Regions from separate parts of the Homo sapiens genome. Here all the other regions are linked to region 4. Evidence: chromatin loops called from intact Hi-C (ENCODE). Cell type or tissue: gastrocnemius medialis. All regions are shown on one strand. Links, peaks and the distances in the headings refer to the core of each region. The heading gives the core; the rest is flanking DNA. Region 1 overlaps COL23A1 (collagen type XXIII alpha 1 chain). Region 2 overlaps COL23A1 (collagen type XXIII alpha 1 chain). Region 3 overlaps COL23A1 (collagen type XXIII alpha 1 chain). Region 4 overlaps COL23A1 (collagen type XXIII alpha 1 chain).

Region 1 (7,379 bases), core at 1,485-6,484, 96 kb after region 4:
TCAGGGAAAACCCTTTGATCCAGGGCCCAGTCATGTCCTCTGCTCTGCTGCTGCCCCCGGACAGACAGTAAAATGTGCACATCAGTTGGAGAGAGAACACTTCATGCTCTTCTCTGGAGCTGAACAAAGAGGGAGGCAGTGCTAGGGCCAGGACAAGACACACCGGCAACGCTCAGAACTGGAATATAAGGGCAGTTGTAGTCATTCGCGGTTCTGCAGGTCAGGACTAATGGTCCTAGACTTTCTTCCTTGAAGTAAAAATCCCCCAATTAAACCTGAGCTGTCACAGTTATGGCTCAGGGTCTGACAGCACTAGCTGGGCCGCCCTGGCAAGTTATTTATCCTCTGAGTTACAGACACTGAATCCATAAAATGCAGATGATAATCTCTCCTCCCAACTCCCCCAGGCCTTCTGGAGGATTCAGTGTTATCATGGGTGTAAAAATACCACACAGAGGGGGTTCAGTAAGTGATCTAGGGCACCCCGCTCATTGGAGAAAACCCAAGAGGGGTCCTGGCCTCGCCTCCTCCTCAGGAGATGGACTGTCAGGGAAGCGAGCGCCCAGGCTGCCATCCAGTTCTGGAGGCTTCAGCCTCTCTCCACCGACCACTGACATGCCTTGGGGCATAGAATTTCTTCCTCTGTAAGATGGAGACAACGCATGCCTGGCCAGCGGAGAAAAACGCAAAGCAGCCTGTAAAATCCAAAGCAAAGGGTAAAGGGTTGCGGCCGGTTTGGTGGCTCATGCCTGTAATCCCAGCACTTTGGGAGGCTGAGGCAGGCAGATCACCTGAGGTCAGGAGTTCGAGACCAGCCTGACCAACATGGGGAAACCCGGTCTCTACTAAAAATACAAAATTAGCCGGGCATGGTAACTTATGACTGTACTCCCAGCTACTCGGGAGGCTGAGGCAGGAGAATCGCTTGAACCCAGGAGGTGGAGGTTGCAGTGAGCCGAGATCGCGCCACTGCACTCCAGCCTGGGCAACAGAGCAAGACTCCATCTCAAAATAAATAAATAAATAAATAAATAAATAAATAAATAAATAAATAAAAATAAAATAAAGCCAATGGTGGCTGTTTCCCGCGCTCACCTCTGTTTCAGTTTCCTCATCCGCAAAAAGGTGGATCTGAACATTGACACCACAGGGCAGTTTTGAGATGTATGGAAATCAAACGAGATATCAGTGGTGCAACCGGCCAACACACGTCTGGCATTCAGTGGTACTCAATGAATGCAGAGTTTGGGTCTGCCGGCAACTGGAGGGGCTGGGAGAAGCCGCGGTGAATGGCAGGCCGGCCATCTGCAGCTTCAAAGATGGCTGCAGTGCACCAGCATCTGCCTCCAATGACTGTCTTGCTATCTGCTCTCGGCTTTTACTTGGAAAGATGCTTTGATATTGACTAACCAGGAGAGCCTGATGAATTTGTGTCTTGAGAGTGCCGTGGCAGAGGCATCTTCTGCTACTGCCTGCCCATGGGGCTCAGAGGGCTGGGGGCCAGCCGCTCCCGATGGACTTGTGCTCCGGTGAACACACACCCAGAAAAGGTGCCACGGTGGGGTCCTGAGTTCACCTCTGAGGTGGGAACTCCCTCCTCTATTCTCTCCACAGCAGGGGGGGCAACCAAAGGGGCTCACATTCCTGCCGCTTCCTTCAGTGTCTTTGTAGAAGTCTCCGTTTAGTGTGGTCAGGAAAGGCAGCAGAGATGTTAGACATCAGGCATTTTGTATACAAATAATTATTTCATAAACAAAGATCTATAAGACCATTATCCACTGTTTGAAAAATGAAAAAGAGAAAAACCCACCCTCAAGCCCATCAACCCAAGAGAATTCTCCGTATCTTTGTGGATTCCTACCTAGTCTACAGCCTTGTGCAAATGCCCTCTTAGTCTCAACTTCAGCTCATCGCTTTTCGTCTTGCATTCTCCCCTTCCTCATTAGATGACCCACGTTTTTCTGTGTTGCTTCTTCACCTCTGTGTTTACCATGTCTAGTGGCTGCCCCATTGGGAATGCCTGGGCCACCCTGTTTTCGTGCACACTCCCACGCATGTCCCACTGCCGGACACAGACCAGCTTCCACCTGCGATCGCGCTCTGTGCTGCCATCCGGGCGCAGATCCTGCTCTGGCTGTGGTCCATCCCTGTAGATGAGCCGCCAGAAGTGGTGGATGCCGCACACCACCCCCTGCAGCCTGCCACCCCACCAACTTCCCTACTGCTGCGGGATCCGAAGCAGCCATTTGAAGACCGGACTGTGAGACAAGCCGCAGAGAGAGAGAAAATATTTGCAAAAGGCACATCTGATAAAGGACTGTTATCCAAAGTATACAAAGAACTCTTAAAACTCAACAATAAGAACGCGAACAGCCCCGTTAAAAATGGGCCAAAGGCCTTCACAGATTCCTCATCAAAGAACATAGATGATGGCAAATAAGCATACGAGAGACGCTGCCCATCATATGCCATCAGGGAAGTGCAGATCCAAAATAACGATGAGGCCAGTGTGGTGGCTCACGCCTGTCATCCTAGCATTTTGGGAGGCCGAGGCAGGTGGATCACTTGAGGTTAGGAGTGCGAGACCAGCCTGGCCATTATGGTGAAACCCCGTCTCTACTAAAAATACCAAAAAAATTAGCCAGGCATGGTGGTGGGCACCTGTAATCCCAGGAACTGGGGAGGCTGAGGCAGGAGAATTGCTTGAACCTGGGAGGCAGAGGTTGCAGTGATCACACCATTGCACTCCAGCCTGGGCGACAAGAGCAAAACTGTGTCTCAAAAAATAATAATAATGATGATGAGATACCACTACATACCTATGAGTATGGCCAAAATCCAGCACACTGAACCACCAGATGCTGGCAGGGATGTGGAGTATTGGGAAGCCTCGTCCATTGCTGGTGGGAATGCAGAAGGGTACAGGCCCTTTGGAATACAGCTTAGCAGTTTCTTACAAAACTAAACATACTCTTGCCATATGCTCCAGCTATCTTGCTCCTTGGTATTTACACAAAGAAGCTGAAAACGTATGTCCATACAAAAGCCTGAACACAGATGATTATAGCAGCTTTATACATAATTTCCAAACCTGCAAGCAGCCAAGATGTCTTTCAGTAGGTGAGTGGGTAGGTAAGTTGTGGTACAGCCACAGTTTGGGATATTATTTAGCTACATAATATTTAGCACTGAATAATATTCTATTATTCAATGCTGACAAGAAATGAGCTCTCAAGCCAGGAACAGACATGGAGGAAGCTTAAATGCATATTATTAGGAGAAAGAAGCTATCTGAAAAGGCCACATGCTGTGATTCCAGCTAGATGACATTCTGGGAAAGGCAAAACTATGGAGATGGTGAAAAGATCACTCGTTGCCAGGGGCTGGGGGAGGGAGGGATGAATAGTTGGAGCACGGGGGATTTGGGGGACAGTGAAACTATTCTGTATGATACTATAATGGTGGATACATGTCATTGTGTATTTATCCAAACCCACAGACTGTCCAGCACCAGGAGTGGTCCCCTAATGTTAACTGTGGAGTTTGGGTGATGGCATGTCATTGGTTTATTAATTCTAAGGAATGTACCCTCTGGTGGGGGATGTTGATCCCTGATCCAGGGAGGAAGGAGTATTAGGAAGCCAATTTGGCTCTGGTCCAAGCCCTCTCCTCCAGTCCAGCCTTTCCAGCAATGAGGGTATCATCAAAAGCCCACATCTATGCTCACTGGCTCAGATATCACAGGGAAAAGAGAACGAGGAATCCAAAGTCCTGAGCAATCGTGTCCCCTTAGGTGACCAAGCCTTCTGCTGTGGGCTCCCCGAGGCATTTCCTGGGAGAAGGGTCTCTGGCTTCCCAAGATGCCATCTCTCCAGCCAAGAAGGTGCCCTGGGCAGTCCCCGAGGCTGGCCATCCCCTCTAGAACCTGCAGGACCATGGAGCCAGCTCTTTGCACGAGGAGGAGCCTTCCTGGATCAAAACCTACCAAGATAACAGGGAACCAGGGGCAGCTTCCAGGGCCCCTTCCTCATTCTGCTGCTCGGAACTCCTTGTGACAAGGACTGAGTGAGTGTCCGGAGTGACTGCCAGCTGGGCCTGTGCTCTGTGTCCAGGAGCCGCGGCAGGGTGCCCAGCGGGGCCTCTTGGATGCTCCTCCTGGCTGGCAGCCCCTGCCCGGCCCAGGCCTTTTTAGCCCCCGAGCCAGGATGGCAGCCTCTTCTCCTGACCTCATTATGTCAGCGCCCGGATTGTGTGCTGGGGCTGGGCTGGGGACAGGATGTTTTCTGCTTCTCCAGGACATTGTCACTCTCTTGGCCTGTGATCATTCATTTCAGGGCCTCATTTTGTTCCTGAACTGGGCTCAGTGTTAGGATTTTAACTGCTCATCTGCCCAGATGGGGGCTGTGCAAGCAGGGTCTGCAAGCAACTCTGCCCCTGGAGTGGTGCCTCGTGGGGGTGGGGGCAGGGCTGCCTTTGCCTCCCTATTGTTTCCAAGCCAGCTCCCTACCCGCACACAGACAGGCAGGCCCTCCGTGAGTGTCCTGAGACCCTACCACACCCCAGTGCTGCCCAGGCCCAGCACCCGGGGTGCGGGTGTACCTTCTTTTCTGCTCGTGATTGGCTGGGGCACGCGACTGCTCTGTAAACCAGGTGCGGGGAGGGCCAGGCAAATACTTAGGTATGTTGGGCCCCATGCCAGGCACCAGGGCATTTCAGCGCCTTTACAGCTCCTCACAGCCTGGGGAGGTGGGTATTACCTCATCCTGCAGTGGATGGGGCATGCGCCTCGGGAAAGGCCGGGACTCATCCAAGGTCACAGGGCAGAGCTGGGGCGCCACCAGGCCCGTCTACCTCAAGCCCAGCACCCCACACCACACCACAGGCCTCCCCTCCACACCCCACGAGCGAAGGGCCCCTCCTCTGCCTTCCTCTAGAGAAAGTTGCCCTGCTTCCCCGGCCTGAGCCTCACGGTGTGAAAGAAAAACAAAATGCCAGGACCTCAAACTCACCATGCCAAAGCGAAAGTTAAGCTCAGAAACTGAGTCAGGCAAAAACTGCCTTCCTTTTCTTCCCAAACAGATAGCTGCAGTGTCGCATGCTTACTTTAGCTTGTGTAAACTGTAGATTTAGTGAGTGGGAGATGAATGCAGAATTTTGGCTCCCCTCACTCCCTTCTTTTCATGCGTAAAATGTAGATTCATTGAGTGCCGCTTCCTGGTCTTCCTGGTGAGGCTGCACGCACTCTCGCCTGGACACTGCACACTCCCTACTGCCTCCCCCAGCTCATTTTCCACATTGACGCCAGAGGGATCTGAGCACATGGCCCTGACTGTGTCCCTCCCTGCACCACCCTCTATGGCTCCCCATGGCCTACTGGCTACCGTCCAAGTGTCTGAGCCTCTGCTTAGAGGGTCTACAGTGTGGCCCTACTTCCTTTCCCTGACCTATGGCCTGGCTCTAACCCCACCTCCCTCTGCACCACTCCCCAGGCATGGCTAGAACTCTGCTACAGTTCTGTCCCCACTGACCGTGCCTTTCCCTGTGCAGGGTCGCCCTTTCATGTTCCTTGTCCAGGCAGGCTCTGGAGTCAGCTTTCACAACCTGTCCCCAGGAAGTATGTTCAGCCAGGGAGGTCAGCCAGGTACTCTGTCCCCTGAGGTGCACCTGGAAAGACCCACGTGCCTCAGCCTGTCATGCTGAACTTTTAAGAGCACCAGAAACTTCTGGGTGGAACTGTCACTTCGAGACCTTAATCCAGAATATGCTGCATTATCTTGATTGGACATTCATTTCCTGTCTCCCGAGAACGATCACACCCCATAAGGAATTTCTCCCATGCAAGCAATTAACAAAGACACACAGGTGACTTCACTGGGGCCCCAGGTTCCTGGGTCTCTGCCCACTGGAATTCTGCCACTCACTGTCAAGAATTCCAGAAACGGGTTCCGATTTCCTAAGGACATCAATGGCACCAGTTGCACAATTCCATCCTGGGGCTCATAGTCCCCTGGAAAGGACACAATGGGACGTGGGAAGACAAGGAAAGAAGAGTAGTTCTGTGCTCGTGAGAGGCGAGCTTCTCTCTTCCTAGGGGCTGCCAATACCCTGGCTCTCACCTCCGTGGGAAAGATCCATGTATGTCCACGTGTGACGTGCGCAGCAGAGTGAGCACAGAGTGTGAGCGTGCAGAGAATACTGGGCTCCTGCCTGATGTCCAGGTAGGAGACTGAGAAAGGAAACTAACAAAGTTGGATGGTTTCTTTCAATGGCAACTTGGGAAATAGAGCATTCTGATAAAATGAGAACAAAATAATCCATTTGCTTGATTCAACACTAGTCACATTTTCTGAGTGCTGTGTCCCAGACCCTGGGATCTGGGTCTGTGATATTCTCTCCCAGCCATGCATAGGTGGTGCCTTGTGGTTGCTAGGTATGGTGGGTACAGAGGTAGGTGAGTCCCTACCTGGGAGTCAGGCAGCATCCCACAGCCCTCACGTGATGCCCTGGGTGAGTTCATACAGACGTAAAGACATGAGCGGCCTGCTGCAGGAGCACAGGGCAGGGAGATGGTGGAGGAAGAGATGCCAGAGGGAGACGGGCTAGGAAGGAGGAGCAGAGTTCTCCAGGCAGGGGAGGGAGACCAGAGCCCCAGGCAGTAAGTGCGGTGTGAGCAAAGACATAGAGGGAGCACCGCCAGCTTATGGGATGGCAAGTGGGTGGGCTGAGGATGCTGAATGACAGTGACAGAGGCATGAGAAGGATCCCAGGAAGGCCAGTGGGCCCAGGCTGCCAGTGGGGAGCTGGGCTTGGGGTTGCAAAACTCAGGAACTGCCCTCCTGTCACACGCAGGGTGTGTCCTGGTCAGAGCTGGTTTTGGAAAGCTCGTTCTGGGGGCAGACACCTCTTCACACACAGACTGTTCTGGGACACAGCTGCCATGGTGAAGTTCCCAAAGACACTACGGTTGACAGAATAGTGGCTCCCCACAGATAGCCCTTCCCTAATCCCCAGAACCCGCGAATGGTTCCTTCTGTGGGAACAGAAACTGCAGATGTGATGAAGTTCCGGATATCGAGACGGGGAGACTATTCTAGATTAGTTTGGCCCCAGACGTAATCACAAATGTCAAAGTGGAAGATCAGATACAGAAGAGAAGTAGGCGATGTGGCCATGGAGCAGAGACTGGAGTGATGCAGCCACAAGCCAAGGAACGCTGGCAGCGGCCAGGAGCTGAAGAGGCAAAGAACGGATTCTCCCCTGGAGCCTCCAGAAGGAAGCTGCCCTGCCACCATCTTGATTTCAGCCTTTCAAAAGACTCATTGCAAACTTCCGGCCTCAGGAACATTAAGAGACTAGATCTGTGTTGTGTTAAGCCACCA
Region 2 (7,379 bases), core at 931-5,930, 190 kb after region 4:
CGGGCCAGGAGCACCTCCAAAGCTCTGCGCCTGTCTAGCCACAGATGGAAATCTTCATCTCTGTGTCCATGGAAGCTCGAGGATGGTGCTTTCCTGTCATTTCCTTTCATTTATTGCTTTATCAGTGGCCGTAAGTGTTTCCATCACCAACCGAACAGCATATGTAAACCTGCACACTCTGAAAAAAATTCATTGAAACCCGGAATGATGAACAATTGGAAGGAGACTCTGCTCAATGCAGGCAACGCACATTCCAGATTCTGACATCCTTGTTCTCCCAAGAATCACTGCTGGGACGCAGCCACAACACAACCTGAGCTGTTACACGGGGAGAGGCAAGTTACACTACCTGGGCTCTGAACACGGCTGTCACTCACTGCAACCACTATTTCCTGAGACCTCTCCTATCTACGACCCTTCCTTTTCATGATCTCTGACAAGGACTTCAAAAATACAAACCTCCACAGGAATGAGCGTCTGCGGGGACACTGGTTCTGTGTCATACGGGAGGGTCTCTGGTGTATCAGCCAGGACCTTTATCTCCAAGGGTCAGAACCTGGGTCACGCTAGCTTAAATAACAAAGAGAACGTACTGCCCCTCTTGACTGAAAAATCCAGGAAGATTCAGGTCTGGCTGGATCCAGGCACTCCAATAACATCACCAGGGCTCTCTCCTTCCCCATCTGTCAGCTCTGTTTCCTCCATGTTGGCTTCATTCCCAGGGGAGCCCTCTTCACACTGTGGCCCCCCGCAGCTCCAGACCACATCCTGCCCGCTCTCCCCAGTGGAAAGAGACCCTCTCTAGTTCAGAAGTTCCAGGAAAATCCTAGAATCTGTCTCTTATGAGAATAACTGGGTCACATGGGTATCAGCAGAGCCTGGTGGTGGGGTCAGCCCATCCCAAGATACATAGCTTGGGAATGGGGTAGGGGCTTTACCCAAAGGGAAATCAGGGAACTGTCACAGAAAGGATGGGGGATGGATGTATCCAGAAAAAAATAACCCATGCTCAGCACAGGCAAAGGTCCTGGAAATGGTCGGGCATTGACCTGACCAGCTCTGGCCTGTACCAGCCTCCTCCCCCATGGACCACCTGGCCACACCTGCCCATTCTCCTGCAGACCTGGCCAACTTCCAGGCCACGCTGACCCGAGGCAGGGCTGGCTCTTGCCCTGCTGCCTGCCTGACGCCTCCTATGCCCCTGAAGCAGGGCCTTCTTTTTTCATAAGGGCCCCTGTCTAGAGCCCTAACAGGCCATGTGGCTCCACAACAGACCCACAGATCACTCACTCACTCACACACTCGCTCACTCACTCACGCAGCAATGCAGTCATTCATTCATTCAACAGCTGTCTGGGAGCCCAGCACTCTGCGGGACTCCATTTACACACGCACCACCCACCTAAACTGCGTAACTCTTTATGCTACGTGTTTTCATTTTAAGATGAAGAAAGAAACTAGGGCAACAAGAGGTTAAATAACTCGGCTAAGCTCACATGGCTGGTAAGAAATGGCGACACAGCGCGCAGACCCCAGGACCCGAAGGCTAAGCTCACATGGCTGGTAAGAAATGGCGACACAGCGCGCAGACCCCAGGACCCGAAGGCTAAGCTCACATGGCTGGTAAGAAATGGCGACACAGCGCGCAGACCCCGGGACCCGAAGGCTAAGCTCACATGGCTGGTAAGAAATGGCGACACAGCGCGCAGACCCCAGGACCCGAAGGCTAAGCTCACATGGCTGGTAAGAAATGGCGACACAGCGCGCAGACCCCAGGACCCGAAGGCTAAGCTCACATGGCTGGTAAGAAATGGCGACACAGCGCGCAGACCCCGGGACCCGAAGGCTAAGCTCACATGGCTGGTAAGAAATGGCGACACAGCGCGCAGACCCCAGGACCCGAAGGCTAAGCTCACATGGCTGGTAAGAAATGGCGACACAGCGCGCAGACCCCGGGACCCGAAGGCTAAGCTCACATGGCTGGTAAGAAATGGCGACACAGCGCGCAGACCCCGGGACCCGAAGGCTAAGCTCACATGGCTGGTAAGAAATGGCGACACAGCGCGCAGACCCCGGGACCCGAAGGCTAAGCTCACATGGCTGGTAAGAAATGGCGACACAGCGCGCAGACCCCAGGACCCGAAGGCTAAGCTCACATGGCTGGTAAGAAATGGCGACACAGCGCGCAGACCCCAGGACCCGAAGGCTTTATCTAAAACACTCAGTGCAAAATGGAAAAAGATAATGTGTCCAAGGCTCATAGGAAAAACTTCATTAACATGAAAAATGAAGATCAGGTAAAATGTATCCACAGGCAAAGCACGGCCTAGGCCAGAAGCACTGGAGAAGAGCCCAAAACTCTTTACACCTCATCAGCTGCCTTAGGAACACAGGCCTGACCTCAAGACCTCCATATACCTCTAGAGGGAAAGCAAACTCATACAAACTTGAAGATGGTAACAGCTTGAGGTAGTCAGCACTGCACAGGCAGGCCCAGCGGAGGCGAGTGTCCTCGGAGTGCTGGGAAGGAAGAAAGCACAAGGGCTGCAGTAACCCAAGAGGGCTTCCTGAAGGAGAGAGGGCAGAGGGCCAGGGAATGAGCAGGAAAGGCATGTGGGAGAGAGTAGGCCCTGGGGTCGACTCCTGTGGGTTTTGCCTTTCCAAAATCCTTCCCATACTTCCAGTAGTACCCTTCTGGCTGCCCCGGGAACTGCCCCTTTGCCTGGATCAGCCCATGTGGGTTTGCAGGGAGCTGACTCTATCCCCTGACCTGGGGGGCCAAGCAAAGCCCCACACCCTCTCAGTTACAGTGACAGGCTCACGGGACATGTAGCTGTGGCTGGACCAGGGAACGTCCTCTATGGGACTCTGCTGGCATGCTGAGCGAGAAGGACATGGGCCTGGTGGGGAAGTGTTTGCCTGAGAATGAGGCCAACACACAGGACTGCAGAACCCAGAGGCGAGCAAGCCCACCAGGAGGGCATCTGCGGCTCCTGAAACCAGTAAACTCCAGAGCCCAGTAAATTCTCTTTGAACTGGCTGAAGCCAGTTTGAGTCATGTTTCTGTCATCTGCAATAAAAAGAGTCTGATGCTGCCGTGGAGCTTCTTGGGGGAAGAGAGGGGCTAGCGAGTCTACAATGGGGTGTTTCCACTGCTGGGCCAAGGATAGAGGGGGTTCAGGCAAGCCACAAAGGACCTGAGCCCCGAATGTGGATTCAAACTCAGACTACAGCCCCCAGTGTTCCCTCAGCCTCACTCCTCTGCTATCCAGACATGGGGCTCCATAAATGGCAGCTGTAAGGGTGAAAGAATGAGTCCATCGCACGCTCCTGCACTCCTGTTTATTCCATTAACTGCCGTATGAAACTGTTCCTATCCTTACTCATTCAAACCGCTGCCTTCCAAAAAGACGGCCTCCTTTGTCCTAGCACCCCAGGGTGCCGTGGTAGGCAGGAGAGGGCCCAGGCCAATTACAGCCAGGACGGGGAGGGGGAAGCTGAGTCCGGAAGCCAAGCCACATCTTGCAGGGCACTTGGTGTTGAAGGGGGTCAAATCCAAGTCAAAAAAGGGGGAAGTTGGACCCCAGAAGTGGAGCCCAGATGGGTGTGGACAAGCAGGGCTCAGGGAGGCAGCAAGGCGGGGGGCCCTCGGTGAGGAGAGTGGGGGACAGCACCAGGCATGCTGGCAGCAAAAGTGCTGGACCTGGGGCTGGTCTGAGCTGACTGACACTCACCCTCGCCCTGAGAGCTCTCCCTTCTGTGCTGGGGTGAAGGAGCCGGGGTCTAGATGTTTCCACACCGTCCCTGCAGCCTCCTGACTTTCTATGTGAAGAGCCTTGGCCTTTTCCATCTGTCTGTCCTGAGATCAGCGGTTGACCCCCTCATCTCTCTTCCCTGGGGCTCTGCCAGCTCCAAGGGGCCTCCAGGCACCCCGCAGCCTTCTAAGAGAACGTCTCCTGCTCAGGTTCTATTTCCAGGAAGCGGCTGGCCCGGGTGGATGGTGTGTCCCAAGCTTGCCTGGGCACAGCACCACGTACAAACTGTCCTCATGACTCGGTTACCAACGAGGGGCCAGGGGAGGGGTGGCCTCTGCCAAGACCTGGAGACAACTGCACATCCCCAGTGGGGCACAACCTCAGTCAGCCCTGAGTGCATGCTGTGTGTGCTCCCGGGGACCCCACTGCCTTCCACTACAAGCTGCCACTCAGACGCCCCTGCCCACGCCCCTGCCAGGCTCCCTGCAGCCTGGATACTGGAAACCTGGCGGAAGCCTGATGGGCTTGGCCCCAGGCAAATGCAGCGTCTTGTTCCTCAGATACAGCCCGAAATGGAAAATGCCAAGATAAAACCTTTCCAGGATTTCTTGGCATGAAATAGCTCCCCACATTCACACACACAAAAGGATGACTTAAGTGTACATGAATCAGAAACACCTGGACACTTTTCTTAAAATAAAACCGAATTTCACATTCAAGGGGAAGGCCTAGAACACATTTGGCATTTTGGCAAATACCGGGGCTTTTGGCTGTGACATCTGTGCACCTCAGATGCGGTTCCTGCTCCCTGGGCACTGGGACTGCCCCAGTCCCCGCCTCTGGCCTCCTGCCACCTGTTCTACCCCTCAGCTTGCTCACCTCCTGGAAACCCTTGCCCCTCACCTGTGACAAGTCCTGGCTTAAATATTAGCCCTCATTAAAGCTCTTCCTCACCTAAGCCCACTCACGATCACTCATTCACCCTTTCACCATCTCACACACTCCCTACAGGGGAGACCTGTGGTGGTTTCTGCTGTCTCCGCTGCCCCCTTTTCTGCTAATGACAGCCTCATTTTTCTCCCTGCCTTCCCTCATCCCAGGTCACAGGTTTCAGTGGGACTGACCCCACTCCCCACTCGCTTCAGGGATGGGCACACATCTCTGGGCTGGTCTTCACTCCCTGGCCACAGTGATGAGTTCCAAGATGAGCAAGTGACTTGCACTCATTAAATGTGAGTCAAGGCCGGGCGCAGTGGCTCACGCCTGTAATCCCAGCACTTTGGGAGGCCGAGGCGGGTGGGTCACAAGGTCAGAGTTTGAGACCAGCCTGACCAACATGGAGAAACCCCATCTCTACTAAAAATACAAAATTAGCAGGGCATAGTGGCACGTGCCTGTAATCCCAGATACTCGGGAGGTTGAGGCAGGAGAATTGCCTGAACCCAGGAGGCGGAGGTTCCGACGCGCTGAGATCGCGCCATTGCACTCCAGCCTGGGCAACAAGAGTGAAACTCCATCTCAATAAAACAAGTGAGTCCATCCCTCAATGCTTGCACTTCTCCCGAAATGAAGGGAAGAGGTGTTTTGTGTCCACTGGGATTTCTGATCCCAGAGTTCTTGGCAGCTGTCTTGCCACTGCTTAGAGACGGTGTATCAGTTACCTATCACCTCAAAACAACATGACCCAAAATTCAGTGGCCTAAAGCATCAATGTATTGTTTCTCAGGATTCTATGGCCTCGCAGGGCTGGGCGGTTCTGCTCCGCAGAGCTACGGCTGAGGTCCCTCGCGGCTGTTCTCCTTAGGGAGTTATCTAAGATGTCTGGAATGTCTGATATGGCCTTGTCGTCCAAGGACTCTCTCCATGTGGCGTCTCTTCAGCCGACAGTCTAGCCCTGGGCTTCTTTACGTCTGGGTGGCTGGATTCCGTGAGGATGTGTTGCAAGAGGACAACCATAATGAGCAAGCGGCTCCTCCAGCCTCTACTTGTATCACACTTGCTAGTGTCCAGTTGGCCCAGACAAATCACAGTGAAGCCCAGAGTCAGTGTGGGAGGGAACTGCACGTGGCGTGAAGCCCAGAGTCAGTGTGGGAGGGAACTGCACGTGGCGTGACCATCAGACGCCTGGTTTCTTGGGGCCCCAAGTGCAACTGTGTAACACTGAGGTGCAGGGAGGAATCTCCCTTCAGTCCTGGCACCCAGTGATGCCTGAAGTGAGAAATCTACCCGTGGCCTTTCTAGTTACATAAACCAAAATCAAACAAACAAAATTCATTTTTTTGCTTTATTTTGTCATGCCACTCAGAGTTAAGTTTCTGTCACTGACCAATAGAGGGACAGACGGTCCCTCTGTGCCAAGCCCAGAGTGGACACGAGGGGCATAGACTGAAAGCAGGCACCGCTGACTTCACAGGCAGAAGCGCTCCCAGGCCTCTGTCTCCCCAGCGAAACTACACATCTCCCGTGAGTGGGGCCAGACCTCAGGCCTGATTTAAACTCCTCGTGTCCAGCATGGTGCCAGGCACACAAGAAAGGGCCAGTAGAAGCGTGTGGATGAACTGTGATCATAGTGTACCTTTCAAACACTGCTGTATAATGACTCTCAAAGTCTTGTTTTGTAAGGTAGCATCTCTCAAAATCAACCAGGTATTGTTTACTTTTAAGACGAAGGAAGATCCCGCTCTAGCAGTCAGGCCTATCTGATAAAGCCTGTTCCATAACAGTTTTTCTACGGTCTTGCCCTGAGAAGTCTAGCCTCTGTTGAATTCTGGAATAGTGAAAATCAGCGTGAAGGAATAGGAACACTGAATTTGAAACCTACAGATGCACAGCGGTTTTAAGCAGGTCCACACATCTTTTGAGATTCTTCCCATCAAAAGGCAGAGTGTGGGCCAGGTGTGGTGGCTCAACCTATAATCCCAGCACTTTGGGAAGCTGAGGTGGAAGGATCATTTGAGCTCAGGAGTTCAAGGCCAGCCTGAGCAATATGGCAAGACTCCGTCTCTGCTAAAAATAAAAAAGATTAGCCGGGTGCAGTGGTGCGTGCCTGTAGTCCCAGCTACCCAGGAGGCTGAGGTGGGAGGATCACTTGACCCTGGAAAGTGGAGACTGCAGTGATCCAAGTTGATGCCACTGCACTCAAGTCTGGGTGACAGAGAAAGACCTGTTTCAAAAAAAAAGGCAGAGTCTAACTTCTGTCCCCTTTGAATATGAGCCAGACAGAATCACTTGCTTCTAATGAAGAGAAAGTGACACAGTGATACTGCATGGCTTCCCGGGCCACTTAGGAAAGGCGATGCAGCCTCCTCCCAGCTCCTTCACACTTAGAACCCAGTGGCTAATTTGTGAGGAGGCCAAGCAGCCAGACCAAAGACCAGGTGTAGATGTTGCAGCCACAGCTCCCTCCGGCTGAGGTCCCTGCCACCATCCAGCGTAACCTGCCAGACAGGTGAGTGAGCGAGCCTTCAGAGGATCCCAGCCCCAACCTCGTTCTAGCCTCCCTCCCAGCTGACACTGAGTCAGCAGATACCAGCTATCTTTGCTGAGCCCTAATGAAATAGAAGATTCATGAATGAAATAAGCATTAATTTTTTTGAGGTAGAGTTTTGCTCTTGTCGCCCAGGC
Region 3 (6,570 bases), core at 1,456-6,455, 64 kb after region 4:
ACGTGGCCAAGCAAGAAAAGGAGAAAGGAGACCTAAGAGTGTGCCAGCGCTGAAGAGAAACACCTTGGAGGTGTCTGACAGCAGTACCACTGTTAGTGCAACTCCTCACCAGTACAGAACGCCCTCCCTCACTGGGTGCTCAAAACCACCTGCTCAGCCATCTGCATTTTGCAGAGAGACTCAGGCAGGACAAGAGCCCAAGGACCCACAGCGGGTGCCTGGCAGAAAAGCAGCTCAAGCTCAGGCCTTCGAACTCCCAACCGTGCATTGTTGCCGAAGTAAACGATTTGTTGCATGCATATAAAACATCTGGCTCGAGAGATGGCCCTGGCAGGGAGCATTAGCCTTAAATGGAATAGTTTTCAGCCTTAAAAAGGAAGGAAATTCTGACACATGCGACAGCACGGATGGACCTTGAGGATGTTACGCTAAATGAAAGAAGCCACAAAGAAGAAGTCACGGAAGGACAAATGCTGGATGAGCCAAGCCAGGGTACTCCAAGTCATAAAGATGGGAAGTAAATGGTGGGTGCCAGGGCTGTGGGGAGGAGGAATGGGGAGTTATGGCTTAATGGGTGCAGAGTTTTCGTTCTGCAAGATGTAAACAGTTCTGATGATGGTTGCACAACAACGTGAATATACTTAATGCCACTGAACTGTACACTTAAAAATGGTTAAGATGGTACATTTTATGTTATGTATGTTTTACTACAATAAAAAAATTTCCCTGGCACCATTCAGATCATGTGAGACCAGCTCCCAATGCATGTGGAAGGAAATTGATAAAAATCATCAATCAAGACTCTCTTCCCTCTTTTCCTTTTTTTTTTTTTTCCAGACAGGGTCTTGCTGTGTCACCCAGGCGCAATCTCTGCTCACTGCAACCTCCACCTCCCGGGCTCAAGCGATTTTTCTGCCTCAGCCTCCCAAGTAACTGGGACTACAGGTGTGCACCACCACGCCTGGCTAATTTTTGTACAGATGGGGTTTCACCATGTTGTCCAGGCTGGTTTCAAACTCCTAACCTCAAGTAATCCACCTGCTTTGGCCTCCCAAAGTGCTGGGATTATAGGTGTGAGCTACCAAGCCTGGCTTCTTCCCTCTTTTCAACTGATTTTCCAAGGGTGCCAAGGAGTGGGGAGGACCCACCCCAACCCTGCCCACCAGGTGCCCTGACAGAAGGATGGGACATAACCCCTTGGTCCCAAGGAAGCAGGTGCTCAGTGTGGCCACAGACTATCAAACCTGGAGCGAAAGACCTGGGAGGGCAGGAGGAAGGGAAGCTTCAGGGAGGAAGCAGAGGCAGGACAGGCAAGGAGGAGGCCCAGGGCTCCAGCACAGGCAGAGCATACAGTCACTATCTGCACCTGTCCTGCCCTGCAGGCCTGGAGCCTCCTGAGGGCAGGTCCGGTACAGGTTTAACCCATGCCCTGATGCTCAGTCAGCCCAGAGGCTGGCACAGAACAGTGCCTGCCACACACTGGGTGAGTCAACCCTGAGCCCTCAACTCGGAGCCACTCCCAGCTGGAGAACACCTGCTAGGCTGCATAGGGCCTGCAGCCCCACCCCAGGAATGCAGAGGCAGCCCCACCAGCCCTCTCTCAGCTCACTCCCTGAAGATCTCCAAGGAAGACAACTGTATTGACAGCACGGGGTACTTTTCCTGCTCCAAGAAATTAACTCATTTCAAAAGCCACGATGTTCCGGCCTCAACATGGTGTTCACAGCTAAACTGTGTGGCCTGAAGGTTCACATCTTTGGGTAAACTGAAAATCATCCTTAGCTAGCATTTGGCTGCAAGTTCAGCCTCCTGGTTCCTGAGTCCACCCTGACACGCAGAGGGGACTGCTGATGGTCTGACTCCCATCTGCTACACATGGGGAAACTGAGGCCCAGAGAGATGGTATGCCTCCCCAGGGTCACAAGTGGGACATAGCAGGGCTAGAATTACAAGGCCCTGGGTCTCGGGCAAGGGCTGAGGGGAATTAGTTGAGCTAATTAGTCATGCTAAGCAGCATTCGGCTCTCAGCTCCAAACGTCCAGGCTTGGTTCCGGCCCCGGCTGTCCTCCGAGAGTCTCTCCCCGGCGGGCAGGCGCTCTGGGCATTCGGCTCTCAGCTCCAAACGTCCAGGCTTGGTTCCGGCCCCGGCCGTCCTCCGAGAGTCTCTCCCCGGCGGGCAGGCGCTCTGGGCATTCGGCTCTCAGCTCCAAACGTCCAGGCTTGGTTCCGGCCCCGGCCGTCCTCCGAGAGTCTCTCCCCGGCGGGCAGGCGCTCTGGGCATTCGGCTCTCAGCTCCAAACGTCCAGGCTTGGTTCCGGCCCCGGCCGTCCTCCGAGAGTCTCTCCCCGGCGGGCAGGCGCTCTGGGCATTCGGCTCTCAGCTCCAAACGTCCAGGCTTGGTTCCGGCCCCGGCCGTCCTCCGAGAGTCTCTCCCCGGCGGGCAGGCGCTCTGGGCATTCGGCTCTCAGCTCCAAACGTCCAGGCTTGGTTCCGGCCCCGGCTGTCCTCCGAGAGTCTCTCCCCGGCGGGCAGGCGCTCTGGGCATTCGGCTCTCAGCTCCAAACGTCCAGGCTTGGTTCCGGCCCCGGCTGTCCTCCGAGAGTCTCTCCCCGGCGGGCAGGCGCTCTGGGCATTCGGCTCTCAGCTCCAAACGTCCAGGCTTGGTTCCGGCCCCGGCTGTCCTCCGAGAGTCTCTCCCCGGCGGGCAGGCGCTCTGGGCATTCGGCTCTCAGCTCCAAACGTCCAGGCTTGGTTCCGGCCCCGGCTGTCCTCCGAGAGTCTCTCCCCGGCGGGCAGGCGCTCTGGGCATTCGGCTCTCAGCTCCAAACGTCCAGGCTTGGTTCCGGCCCCGGCTGTCCTCCGAGAGTCTCTCCCCGGCGGGCAGGCGCTCTGGGCATTCGGCTCTCAGCTCCAAACGTCCAGGCTTGGTTCCGGCCCCGGCTGTCCTCCGAGAGTCTCTCCCCGGCGGGCAGGCGCTCTGGGCATTCGGCTCTCAGCTCCAAACGTCCAGGCTTGGTTCCGGCCCCGGCTGTCCTCCGAGAGTCTCTCCCCGGCGGGCAGGCGCTCTGGGCATTCGGCTCTCAGCTCCAAACGTCCAGGCTTGGTTCCGGCCCCGGCTGTCCTCCGAGAGTCTCTCCCTGGCGGGCAGGCGCTCTGGGCATTCGGCTCTCAGCTCCAAACGTCCAGGCTTGGTTCCGGCCCCGGCTGTCCTCCGAGAGTCTCTCCCCGGCGGGCAGGCGCTCTGGGCATTCGGCTCTCAGCTCCAAACGTCCAGGCTTGGTTCCGGCCCCGGCTGTCCTCCGAGAGTCTCTCCCCGGCGGGCAGGCGCTCTGGGCATTCGGCTCTCAGCTCCAAACGTCCAGGCTTGGTTCCGGCCCCGGCTGTCCTCCGAGAGTCTCTCCCCGGCGGGCAGGCGCTCTGGGCATTCGGCTCTCAGCTCCAAACGTCCAGGCTTGGTTCCGGCCCCGGCTGTCCTCCGAGAGTCTCTCCCCGGCGGGCAGGCGCTCTGGGCATTCGGCTCTCAGCTCCAAACGTCCAGGCTTGGTTCCGGCCCCGGCCGTCCTCCGAGAGTCTCTCCCCGGCGGGCAGGCGCTCTGGGCATTCGGCTCTCAGCTCCAAACGTCCAGGCTTGGTTCCGGCCCCGGCCGTCCTCCGAGAGTCTCTCCCCGGCGGGCAGGCGCTCTGGGCATTCGGCTCTCAGCTCCAAACGTCCAGGCTTGGTTCCGGCCCCGGCCGTCCTCCGAGAGTCTCTCCCCGGCGGGCAGGCGCTCTGGGCATTCGGCTCTCAGCTCCAAACGTCCAGGCTTGGTTCCGGCCCCGGCCGTCCTCCGAGAGTCTCTCCCCGGCGGGCAGGCGCTCTGGGCATTCGGCTCTCAGCTCCAAACGTCCAGGCTTGGTTCCGGCCCCGGCTGTCCTCCGAGAGTCTCTCCCCGGCGGGCAGGCGCTCTGGGCATTCGGCTCTCAGCTCCAAACGTCCAGGCTTGGTTCCGGCCCCGGCTGTCCTCCGAGAGTCTCTCCCCGGCGGGCAGGCGCTCTGGGCTCCTGCCCAGGACTGTTTGGCGTGGACTTCAAAGAGCAGAACAGCTGAGCATCTGGGGCTTCCCTGGTGTCCAGTGAACAAACGTCAAAGATCTGGCACTGAGGGGCCACCTGTCCCCATGTGTAGCAGATGGGAGTCAGACCATCAGCAGTCCCCTCTGCGTGTCAGGAAGGACTCGCAGAGGCTTTCTGGGACTCGGCTTGCTCCAAGCCTGGCTGTGCACCCAGCCTCCAGGAAGGGCTGTGCTGGGCCTCAGTGGCAGCATGGCTGGGCTGGCAGGACCTACTCAGTACCACCTTGGAGTCAGGCTGGCCTGGTCATTAATTCACTCCTTCCTGCCGCCACCAACATCCACTCAGCACTTCGGATACACCGGGGGCAGAGCTGAGGGGGAGACAAAGCAAAAGAAAACGGCAGGGATGCTGCGTTAGCAAGACGCAAGGAGGGGGCGCTCCGGCAGGCCTCTCGCAGGAGTGAGGCGGGGCAAGGATTTAAGGACCCACAGCTGCAACGGATCAGACATATGTTTCGGGGGAGAAAACTTAAAAGTACAGCGAGGATTCAGTAACTGAGGCTTAACGAAGAAGCCAAAGTCATCAGGACACAGAACTCACAACTATACTGCCCCTTCTAACATCAGTGCCCCCAGACACACCTGCCTGTTCACGGGCATCCGCCCCCACTCATGCCGCTGTCTTGGTTAGACAGCGCCTGGATAACCGTTACATGCCATAAATGCACCTGCTGTTTGAGGAGGTTATCTGTGCCTGTAATAATGTGATGCGAATCCACTGCAAGTGAAGCCACAGATGTTGTAAAAAGTTGCAGAATTTCGGCTGGGTGCAGTGGCTCATGCCTGTAATCCCAGCACTTTGGGAGGCTGAGGAGAGCAGATCACGAGGTCAAGAGATTGAGACCATCCTGGCCAACATGGTGAAACCCCGTCTCTACTAAAAATACAAAACTTAGCTGGGTGTGGTGACACGTGCCTGTAGTTCCAGCTACTCAGGAGGCTGAGGCAGGAGAACAGCCTGAACCTTGGAGGCAGAGGCTGCAGTGAGCAGAGATCACACCACTGCACTCCAGCCTGGTGACAGAGTGAGACTTCATGTCAAAAAAAAAAAAGTTGCAGAATTTCATGAAGTTGATGTGAGTGATGCTGTAACACTGCCTGGGTCTGATGCCGAGACATCAACAAATGGGGCTGGGTCTTGGCAGAGTGAACCCAGTTAACCAAAGAGGATAATAAGGGCATGTTGGCCATGTCAAAAGAGAGCAACTTGGGTAAAAAAGATCAGGAAAGCCATATAGGAAAAGTGACAGAGCCTTTGAATATTTGTGCACGAATAACTCCCTTTATCAACATGCTGTGGCGTTCAGATGTGAACAGTCTTCATGTGCTTTCACACGTTTATTTGTAAAATAACTCCAAAGAGAAAAAATTATTCTTTTTTTTATTTAAAAAAATTCTCAGCTGGGCATGGTGGCTCACGCCTGTAATCCCAGCACTTTGAGAGGCCGACGCAGGCGGATCACATTGGGTCAGGAGTTCAAGACCAGCCTGGGCAACATGGCAAAAACCCATCTCTACTAAAAATACAAAAATTAGCTGGGCGTGGTGGCACGTGCCTATAGTCCCAGCTACTTGGGAGGCTAAGGTGGGAGGATTGCTTGAACCTGGGAGGTGGAGGCTGCAGTGAGCTGAGATTGAGCCACTGCACTCCAGCCTGGGAGACGGAATGAGACTCTGTTCCCCCACCAAAAATACTTCTCCCAGAGTTATAGCTTAAATATTGTTAAATGTAAAATTAATTCATTTTTACAATTTTCGGTTTCTATTTTCAAGATTTAGTCCCAAGGAAACCTTTGTTCACTATTTATTATGAAATTAAAAGGCCTCTTTCAGGGACCCGTTGTTCTCATAGGAAAGGGATCCCCTAGGCACGTCTTGTGCTAACAACATGTCTCTCGTTAGGCTGTGAGTGCTCAGGGCAGGTCTTAGCGTTTTCTTCTTTGCATCCCAGCACCCAGACAGCCTGGCACTGACGAGCTGCCCCACCAGGCGCTGGTAAACACACGGGTGGAGAGACTGCATTCTGCGTCACTCCGGGATGACTGCTCAGCTCCAGCGTACAGCAGTGCCCTTGCAGGGTCCCTGTGCACGGGCAGAGGGCCCTGGGCTTGTGGGCTTCAGTTGCTGGGGCTGGAAGGGGCACCTGGTCCAAGGTCATGCACACGGATGCTGGCATCGAAATACATCCTGATCAGATGGCTCCTCACAAAGGAAAATCACTGACATGGAGTGTGGTGTTTCTGAGCAGGAGGTCAGCAGCCCCAGGACCTGCCTTCTGCTGCCCCTCCCTCCCTCACGTGCTGGGGAGCTGCAGCTGTGAGCAGCCAGCACAGAGAAGAGAGAGAGTCAGGAGTCAAAGGGAGGGCCCCTGGGAGGGAGAGGGAGGAAAAGTAAAGATAGACAGAGACGGAGGATCCTGCCAGCACTCACTAGCTGCTGGATCCAGCCATGGCTGAAG
Region 4 (7,379 bases), core at 1,165-6,164:
AGCCTCTACTGAAGTCTTTCGTTTAAGGGGGTGCATGCTCAACTAATTACTCGAAAAAAAAGATGACAATGTACTGTTTGGTGCCGACACACAACCTAAACCAACCCCCGTCAACGTTAGTTCTAGACGGTTATAGAGGTAACGCAAGGGGTCTATTAGAAAAATAAGAGGAGCCTGGTAGTTAAGGGTGGAGACTGAATGTACAAATTCATTTTCACTACTTCCAGAAGGGCAGAGAGGTCAGGAAAGGAAACACCAGCAACAATAAGAATGCTGAGAAGCAGACAATGAGGGCTACCTGCCGATACAGAAATGGGCACGAACACAGCCAACCCCGGGAGGCTCTAGCTTTGGGGGTGCTGGATCAGACCTCAGGCTCCCCAGCCAACGAGCACTGTCAGCTCTGGCAGCTCAAAGCCCCTTTGTCAGGCAGAAAGCCCCCCTCCAGGTGGCCAATTTCAGGTTTCAAGTGTCAGCTGGATTTTCTGCTCACTGTCCCCCATAGCCTGCTAGAAAGTTCACTGCCAAATTGATTTCCAAATTTCGTGAAACAAATTTATTCCCAGGTGAAAACTACTGTATCTGATTTCTTCTGCAGATGACCCAGCCAACATGGAAATCCGCTTTGTCTGACTTTCGAATTCACCCGAGTCGGCTTCCATTGCTCAGACAACTGGACGGGGCCCCAGTTCCCACTGCATCCCAGCCAGATGAAGAGAGTGGGGCCTCAAGTCTGTCAGCCAGCCCTAGACTCTCCACAAGCCAGGCCCCAGGCTCCCCCTGCCAGCCAGGAGGCAGATAGTCCACAGACCCCAAAAAGCACCCATGCCTACCCACCCCCACCAGGAATGGCCACTGTTTTCTCAGCCAGAAGTAGGGCCAAGGGAAGTCCAAAAACGCCCCGCACCCACCAGGCTCTTAGGGACCCCGAGTCACACCTGTCCCCTCAAGATTCTCTCTGGGCCATCGCAGTCCACCCACACTTGGATGCAGGATGAAAGGCTCACACATGGCTGGGCCCAGTGGCTCACGCCTGTAATCCCAGGACCGGGAGGCCGAGGCAGGCGGATCATGAGGTCAGGAGTGCGAGACCAGCCTGGCTAACATAGAGAAACCCCATCTCTACTAAAAATACAAAAATTAGCCAGGCGTGCTGGTAGGAGTCTGTAGTCCCAGCTACTCAGGAGGCTGAGGCAGGAGAACTACTTGAACCCGGGAGGCGGAGGTTGCAGTGAGCCGAGATTGCGCCACTGCACTCCAGCGTGGATGACACAGTGAGATTCTGTCTCAAAAAAAAAAAAAAAAGAAGAAAGAAAGGCTCACATGGAAGCTACCAGTGGCCTGCTCCCTGGTGTCCTCATCCCCTGTGACTATGGCGCCATCAGTTGAAAGATCCAGGCGGCGGAGGCCTGGGTAGCGTCCTCTGGCTGGAAGGTCCCAGGAGGGAGAGTATTCAGGGGGGAGAGATGCTCCCTGCAGGCTTTTCCCCTGAAAAGCCTGGGCCCCTGGGACCCTGGGACTGCTGCCCTCCCTGCAGAAGAAGGGCCTAGGGTCTCCTGCCCATTTATGAAGGCTCAACTCACACACGCACTGTATTCTGTCGGCTTTGACCTCTTTCAGTTTATTTGGTGCTCAGTCCTCACAGCAACCCTGTGTGGTGTTACTCCCTCCTGACTGGGTCAAGCCGTCTGAAGCCTCCCTCTGCACACGGGTGCAGATCGAGCTATGGCTGAGCGCTGTGGCCCATGCCTGTAATCCCAGTAGTTCACAGGCCGAGGCGGGAGGATGACTTGAGGCCAGGAGCTCAAGACCAACTTGGGCAACATGGTGAGACCTCGTCTCTACAAAAAAATACTATATATGTACATATATGGTGTGCACCTGTAGTCTCAGCTACTTTGGAGGCTGAGGCAGAAGGATAGCTGGAGCTGAGGAGTTTGAGGTTGCAGTGAGCCGAGATTGCACCACTGCCCTCCAGCCTGGGTGACAGAGTGAGACCCTCTCTCAAGAAAAAAAAAAAAAAAGATCCAGCCACCTCACCTTGGCCTGTGTGGCCCTGTCTGATCTGTCCCTTGACACGTCTCTGTTCTCATTTCAGGTCCCTCTACCCAGTGAACCACTAGGACCTCCTCTCTGCTCTTTCACCCCAGCTGCACAATCCTCTTTCAGGGCAGGTGGGCTCTGTGCCTGGGAAGCCCTGCCCACTCCCCAGCCTGGCTACTTCTTGTCACTCAGGTCTCAGCTCAGTGTCACTTCATCAAAGAGGCACCCACTGGCAGTCCTACTGAACAAGCTCCGCCTTCACTCTGTCACATCCTGTCCTGGCTCATTGCATGTTTCCATTCTGCTAGAATGCAGACTTCTCAGCCGGATAAACCTCGTCTCTCTTATTTCCCAGTGCCTGGCATACAGTAGGAGCTTCATAAGTATTGGCTGAATAAGTGAAATGAGAACACGAATGCCCAGTACAAAAGGAGTGACTGGCCCCAAGTTGCAAGCTGGCAGAGGCACTGCCTCCGCTGTCATGCTATGTTCCCTTCTGGGGTACTGGCTTGGGCGGCTTGTGGGTGGCTCTGTGTCAAAGGAACCTCCTGGAAGGCAGAAATGACCCTTCTGGGTATATCTGGCAGAGGCAGTTGCAGCGCCTACAAATCAGAGGAAAGTGAGGTCATGGAAGGTGGAGGCTTTGAGGCCAAACACACCTGGGTGGGTCCCAGCTCTCCAGTCACCTGCTGCATGGCCCTGGGCAAGCCACCTACACTCCCTGAGGCTCAGTTTCCCCATCTGTAAACTGGGCATAACATGGCACTTGTCTTCTGGATTGTTGTGAGGCTCATATGATGCCCTGCATAGCAGGCACCCGGCCAGGTGCCTCAGAGCCCTGTAAATGGTCCCCAAGGAATCCGCGGCCCTCGGGGCAGGGTGCGGAGCAGGGAGGGCGAGGCTCTGAGGACAGAGGCAGCCACCGACAGGAGGGTGGGGCAGGAGTAAACACCATAGGGCGCCTGAGTTTAGACACATGCGCCTGGCTTCTGGGTTACAGGCAGGGCTGGGCCATGTGCAGAGTTTTTCATCTTTTAATCCCAGCTGTTATCAGCTGCTGGGAAATAGCTGAGCCCAGTCTCCTAGCTGGCACAGGCTTCCTCTGAATTCCACAAAGAGAACAAAGAGTTCCGAAATAGTGACACAGCTGTCCTGACCGGCAGCCCGGGCAGTCAGCCGGCAGGGCCAGGCCAGGAGGAAGGCACGCAAAAGCCAAGCAAAGCCACTTGGCTAGAGGGTGGGCACAGCTGCGGGAGGCTGCTGGAGGCCTGGCTGACTAGCCAGCCAGGGACCATCCCAGGCTCTGAGGCTGCTGGGAGACTGGGGGTGACCTTCTCTCTGAGCTGGGCCTGGCACTGTGTGCTCAGGAGCCTTCTGGCGGTGTGAAGGTCCTGCTCCGGGACTACCCCAGGGTGCAAAGTGAGTGGCGTGGCTAGATCCCTGCTGGTGACACCCCCAGACACCAAAGCTACCTCCCTTTCCAGAGCTTGGAGTGGTCGTCTGCAGCTTTTGGTCACCCTCTCCACACCTGGATGCTTTCCACAGCGCAAGCCCCACCTTCCAGCACTCACTGCACATTTCCCTGCTGCCTTGGCTGCTAGGATGCAGGTGTGATTTACGGTCCACCCATCAGAGGTGTCTCAGTGAGATTCGGACTCGGCAGAATTGGGTGGGGACAGAGCATGATCCTGAGCCAGCAGCTGGGAGGCAGCTTCCAGATCTGGCAGGAGAGCTTGGGAACCATTCCTGGAGGCACTGTTCTTTGAGGTCTCTGGACCCCTGAATAACCTCCCACTACCCTTTTTTCTTTTGGCTTAAACTGGCTGCAGTGGATTCTGCCGTCTGCAACTATAAATCCTGAGAAACTCCTTCATGACTCCCTGGCAGGGCTTCAAACTCCGCTGCCTACAGGGATACACAGGTTACACAGACACAAGAAACAGACTCGTTCAGCTAAAATCACAAGGCAGCCCACTTGGTCTATGTTTGATTTTAACAGAGATGTGGTTCCAAGTCACCTTTATTAGAAAAAAAGCATGCAAGCCCCATGGTAAATGGTGATCGACGCTCGACTTCCAGGCCAGAGGGACACCAGGAGTAGGGGACTGTGATGCCCTGGAGACGGGATATCCTATCTAGAGGGAGTGGCTCCTAGATAGTTCACACTGACCGTTTCCAGATCTTTCCATTTTTCAAGAGAAGCCAGACATCGGGATTTTGATGTGAAATATCTCTTATTTTTCATTTTTGACTCATGGTTTGTTTTTTTTTGTTTGTTTGTTTTTGAGACGGAGTCTCACTCTGTTGCCCAGGCTGGAGTGCAGTGGCCCGATCTTGGCTCACTGTAACCTCCACCCTCCGAGTTCAAGCGATTCTCTTGCCTCAGCCTCCAGAGTAGCTGGGACTACAGGCGCCTGCCACCGTGCCCAGCTAATTTTTGTATTTTTAATAGAGACGGGGTTTCACCATCTTGGCCAGGCTGGGCTTGAACTCCTGACCTCGTGATCCACCCACCTCGGCCTCCCAGAGTGCTGGCATTACAGGCGTGAGCCACCGCGCCCGGCCGACTCATGTTTTAAAAAACACCATGCAGGCCAAAAAAGCCCTGGAAGGTCAGCACCTTCCAAGTCTGGGTTTGGCCTGTGGCTGCCTTTGTGGCCATGGCCTGCAGGGTTAAGTTCCAGCTCTTGATGATGGCACTTAGGGCCCCTGGCATGAATCCAGCGTCCTCCCTCACCATCCCTGCATGCAGGGACCCACAGTTCTTATCTCTGTCCCTTATCCAGGCTGCCTCCCCACCCAGCCACGCCCTTTCATGTCCTCACTCCTCTGCCTGGCAACATGCCTGTGCGGCCTGGTCCCAGTGATCAAGCCCTTTGTGAAAGGCATCCCCTGCCTCCTGGACCCGAGGCTTCAGTCTTGAGGCGCCCACAGTCCCCTGCACACCCTTCCATCCTGGCGCTCCTCATCCTGGGTGGTGATCATCAGGGCCTCTGCCCCCAGGCCGGGCCTGGGAGGACGTCCATCTGCAGAACAAGCCTGGCCTGTGACTGGCCCCCTGAGGAAGTGGGCTGCTCCTGGGGTCTCAAGAGCATCCATCCTGGTAGAACAGGGTGTTGGGGTGAGTTTAGAGAACGCAGCACGGGGAAGGCTGATCCACCCTGCTTCTTCCTGTCTCAGTGATATGAGGTCCCCAGACCTGGACAGGGCCCGTGAGGTAGCCAAGGGGCAGCTGGACTCACTGTCCAGTGCGTGAGCCCCTGGTCAGTCCCCCTTCCAGATCTTGGAAATGCCTGTGCACCTTCGGAGAGAGGTTTTCCCTTTCTCCACAGGGGAGTAGCTGGGGAGGTTGCAGCCAAGTTCCCTGTCCTCCACCCCATGCCCTGGGGATGTCCGGGTCCTCAAGGCTGTGGGCTAAGGGTACCCTGGGTCTTCTCTGCCCTCCACTGCAGACTTGCCTCCCTCCTGCTCTCTGGAGTGCGGCTGTGATGCGTTTCAGTTCCCCAGACTCTAAGCAGCCTCACCTCACGTTTATTAAACTCCCACTGTGTGCCCGGCGCAGTGCTGGGTGTGTCCACATCAGCAAGACGACCCACAACAATTCTCTGAGATCAGTCTCATGACGTGCCCAAAGCACATGCCTGGATCGAGCCCATGCCCCTGAAGCCAATCCTGCCCTTTTGCCGAAAGAAATGATTTCCGTTTGTGGGCAGGAAGGGGGCCACCGGGCGGCACCGGCCGGCACAGGCCACCCTCTTCGTGCCTCTGGTTCCTCAAATGAAATAAGCTCATGGGAACAAGTCCACATTAGCATTTCAAAGAGGACCATAACTCGGTGATTACTGCTTGCACATGTGAGGGCTTCCCGCTGGGAGTGTTACCTAGCGGCACCCATGGTTTGATTTCCCCAAGTTGTGTGTTCCCTTACACATGGGAAATCTCAAGGGAGAGACACTTCCCAAGAAAATTACCTACATGGGTCTTGTCACCTACCTGCCATCTGCACTTAAAGACAGCGACACGAACCCCACTAGATGACACGAACCAAGGGACTGGTGTAGTCTGGGTATTTTCACATATGTTGTCTCACACGTTTCCGCCAAGTCTTAGGAGGTGGGAATATTATTAGTAATTTTACAGGTAAGATGACAGGGCCCAAAGAGGTGGCTTTCTTAGTGTCACACACTTAGTGGGTAATGAGGTGACATCCTCAGATCCAGGCAGCTGACCACATAGCCTGTGCCTCCCCCACACCCCAGACTTGGATGGGGCTGATGAGCACGTTCCGACATTCTGTTCAAGGCACGAAGGGTTTCCTCCATAGGTGGAGACCACAGGCGTCCCTAAGAGCAGCCCTGAGGCTGGGGAGCCTGGTAAGTGGGAAGTCTCAGAGCGGCTCAGGGCCACAGACCAAACACAGTAACGGGAAGTTGAGGAGGGCCTGCCCTGGTGCGCCAACCAAGGAGGCGTGTTCAGCAGCAATGTTTCCTAATTAAAAATGAAAGGTGGGATTTCACAGGAATGCTACATTTTAAACCCTCTAGCCACTCAGATCTTTGAAGAGAAATGATGTGTTCATAATAATTTTGGAGTGGATAACATAATTTACAAATCACAAGTGTGTTCTGTGATTTAAAGTGATGGAAGGGCTTTCTGTTACCTCATGGTAACCAGGAATTTCAAGAGGCATAATTGAATTTTAATCCAGTCCCATAGGAAGAGCGGTCCCCCTGCGCCGGGAGAAGGAATAAGGAAGACAAAAAGATGTCAGCTGCTTAGATCACATGACTTCCTGCTTATTTCATGAGCTGAATATGCAGCGCCTGGGCATGTACCAGATATTCCTTCTTGAAACTGAGCCAGGGCAGGTGGCCTGGTCCATGTGTATCTGGAGACCCTTGTGCTAGAATATGCCAGTCCTTCCAGCCATATAGAGACTGCAGTTTCAGTATCTCCCTATGAAGAGGAGAGACCAAAAAGGAGTTTCTGCCTTGCCTGCTTTCAGCATAGATGGACAATTCAAGGAGGAAGATCCGCAGCAAGCTCCCAGGTCTAGGAACTAGACCTAGGACACTGTGATCACTGGCAAAGTGATCACTGTGGCGAACTTCTTGCACAGTTCTTGCAAAGTTGCAAAGTTCACTGGCAAAGTTCTTGCAAAATGCCAGTTTGCTCACTATATTTGAGCTACAATTGATCTACCATGTCTTTGCCAAGAATTCCAAAGGATTTGGGATAAGCAAATAGCCTTGCTGTATCACCAGCTTTTAGGTGGCTATGTTTGGTGTCTGTTTCTGAGGTTCGTTTTGCCTTATCCAAGTGGCAGGCTAATGGGG

What was found. Peaks named below come from ENCODE experiments on the same cell type or tissue, not always from the same donor. Only the 100,000 strongest peaks of a DNase experiment are listed, where the experiment ranks them.
Region 1: it touches region 4 in a loop (7-fold over the local background); 7 of 110 quality-filtered maps call a loop at or near these places.
Region 2: it touches region 4 in a loop (3-fold over the local background); 2 of 110 quality-filtered maps call a loop at or near these places.
Region 3: a loop joins it to region 4, with 10 times the contacts of the local background. A loop is called at or near these places in 6 of 110 quality-filtered maps.

The regions. Positions count from the first base shown.
Region 1 is chr5:178,424,414-178,431,792 of GRCh38, forward strand. The region is part of intron 2 of COL23A1 (collagen type XXIII alpha 1 chain); the gene reads right to left. Among named protein-coding and RNA genes, the nearest start is that of COL23A1, 160 kb to the right of the region's middle. In gastrocnemius medialis, for the core only: no CTCF peak of the experiment used is centred there; DNase peaks (open chromatin) are centred at 4,168, 4,718 and 5,587; H3K27ac peaks cover 3,010 bases.
Region 2 is chr5:178,523,536-178,530,914 of GRCh38, forward strand. The region is part of intron 2 of COL23A1 (collagen type XXIII alpha 1 chain); the gene reads right to left. Among named protein-coding and RNA genes, the nearest start is that of COL23A1, 63 kb to the right of the region's middle. RefSeq lists enhancers at 1,268-2,467, 2,844-3,592. In gastrocnemius medialis, for the core only: no CTCF peak of the experiment used is centred there; a DNase peak (open chromatin) is centred at 4,016; H3K27ac peaks cover 3,306 bases.
Region 3 is chr5:178,392,834-178,399,403 of GRCh38, forward strand. All of the region lies in intron 2 of COL23A1 (collagen type XXIII alpha 1 chain), which reads right to left. Among named protein-coding and RNA genes, the nearest start is that of PHYKPL, 160 kb to the left of the region's middle. In gastrocnemius medialis, for the core only: no CTCF peak of the experiment used is centred there; DNase peaks (open chromatin) are centred at 1,478 and 4,118; H3K27ac peaks cover 1,259 bases.
Region 4 is chr5:178,328,648-178,336,026 of GRCh38, forward strand. All of the region lies in intron 2 of COL23A1 (collagen type XXIII alpha 1 chain), which reads right to left. Among named protein-coding and RNA genes, the nearest start is that of PHYKPL, 100 kb to the left of the region's middle. RefSeq lists an enhancer at 2,617-3,223. In gastrocnemius medialis, for the core only: no CTCF peak of the experiment used is centred there; DNase peaks (open chromatin) are centred at 2,294, 2,599, 3,144, 4,864 and 1 weaker place; H3K27ac peaks cover 2,624 bases.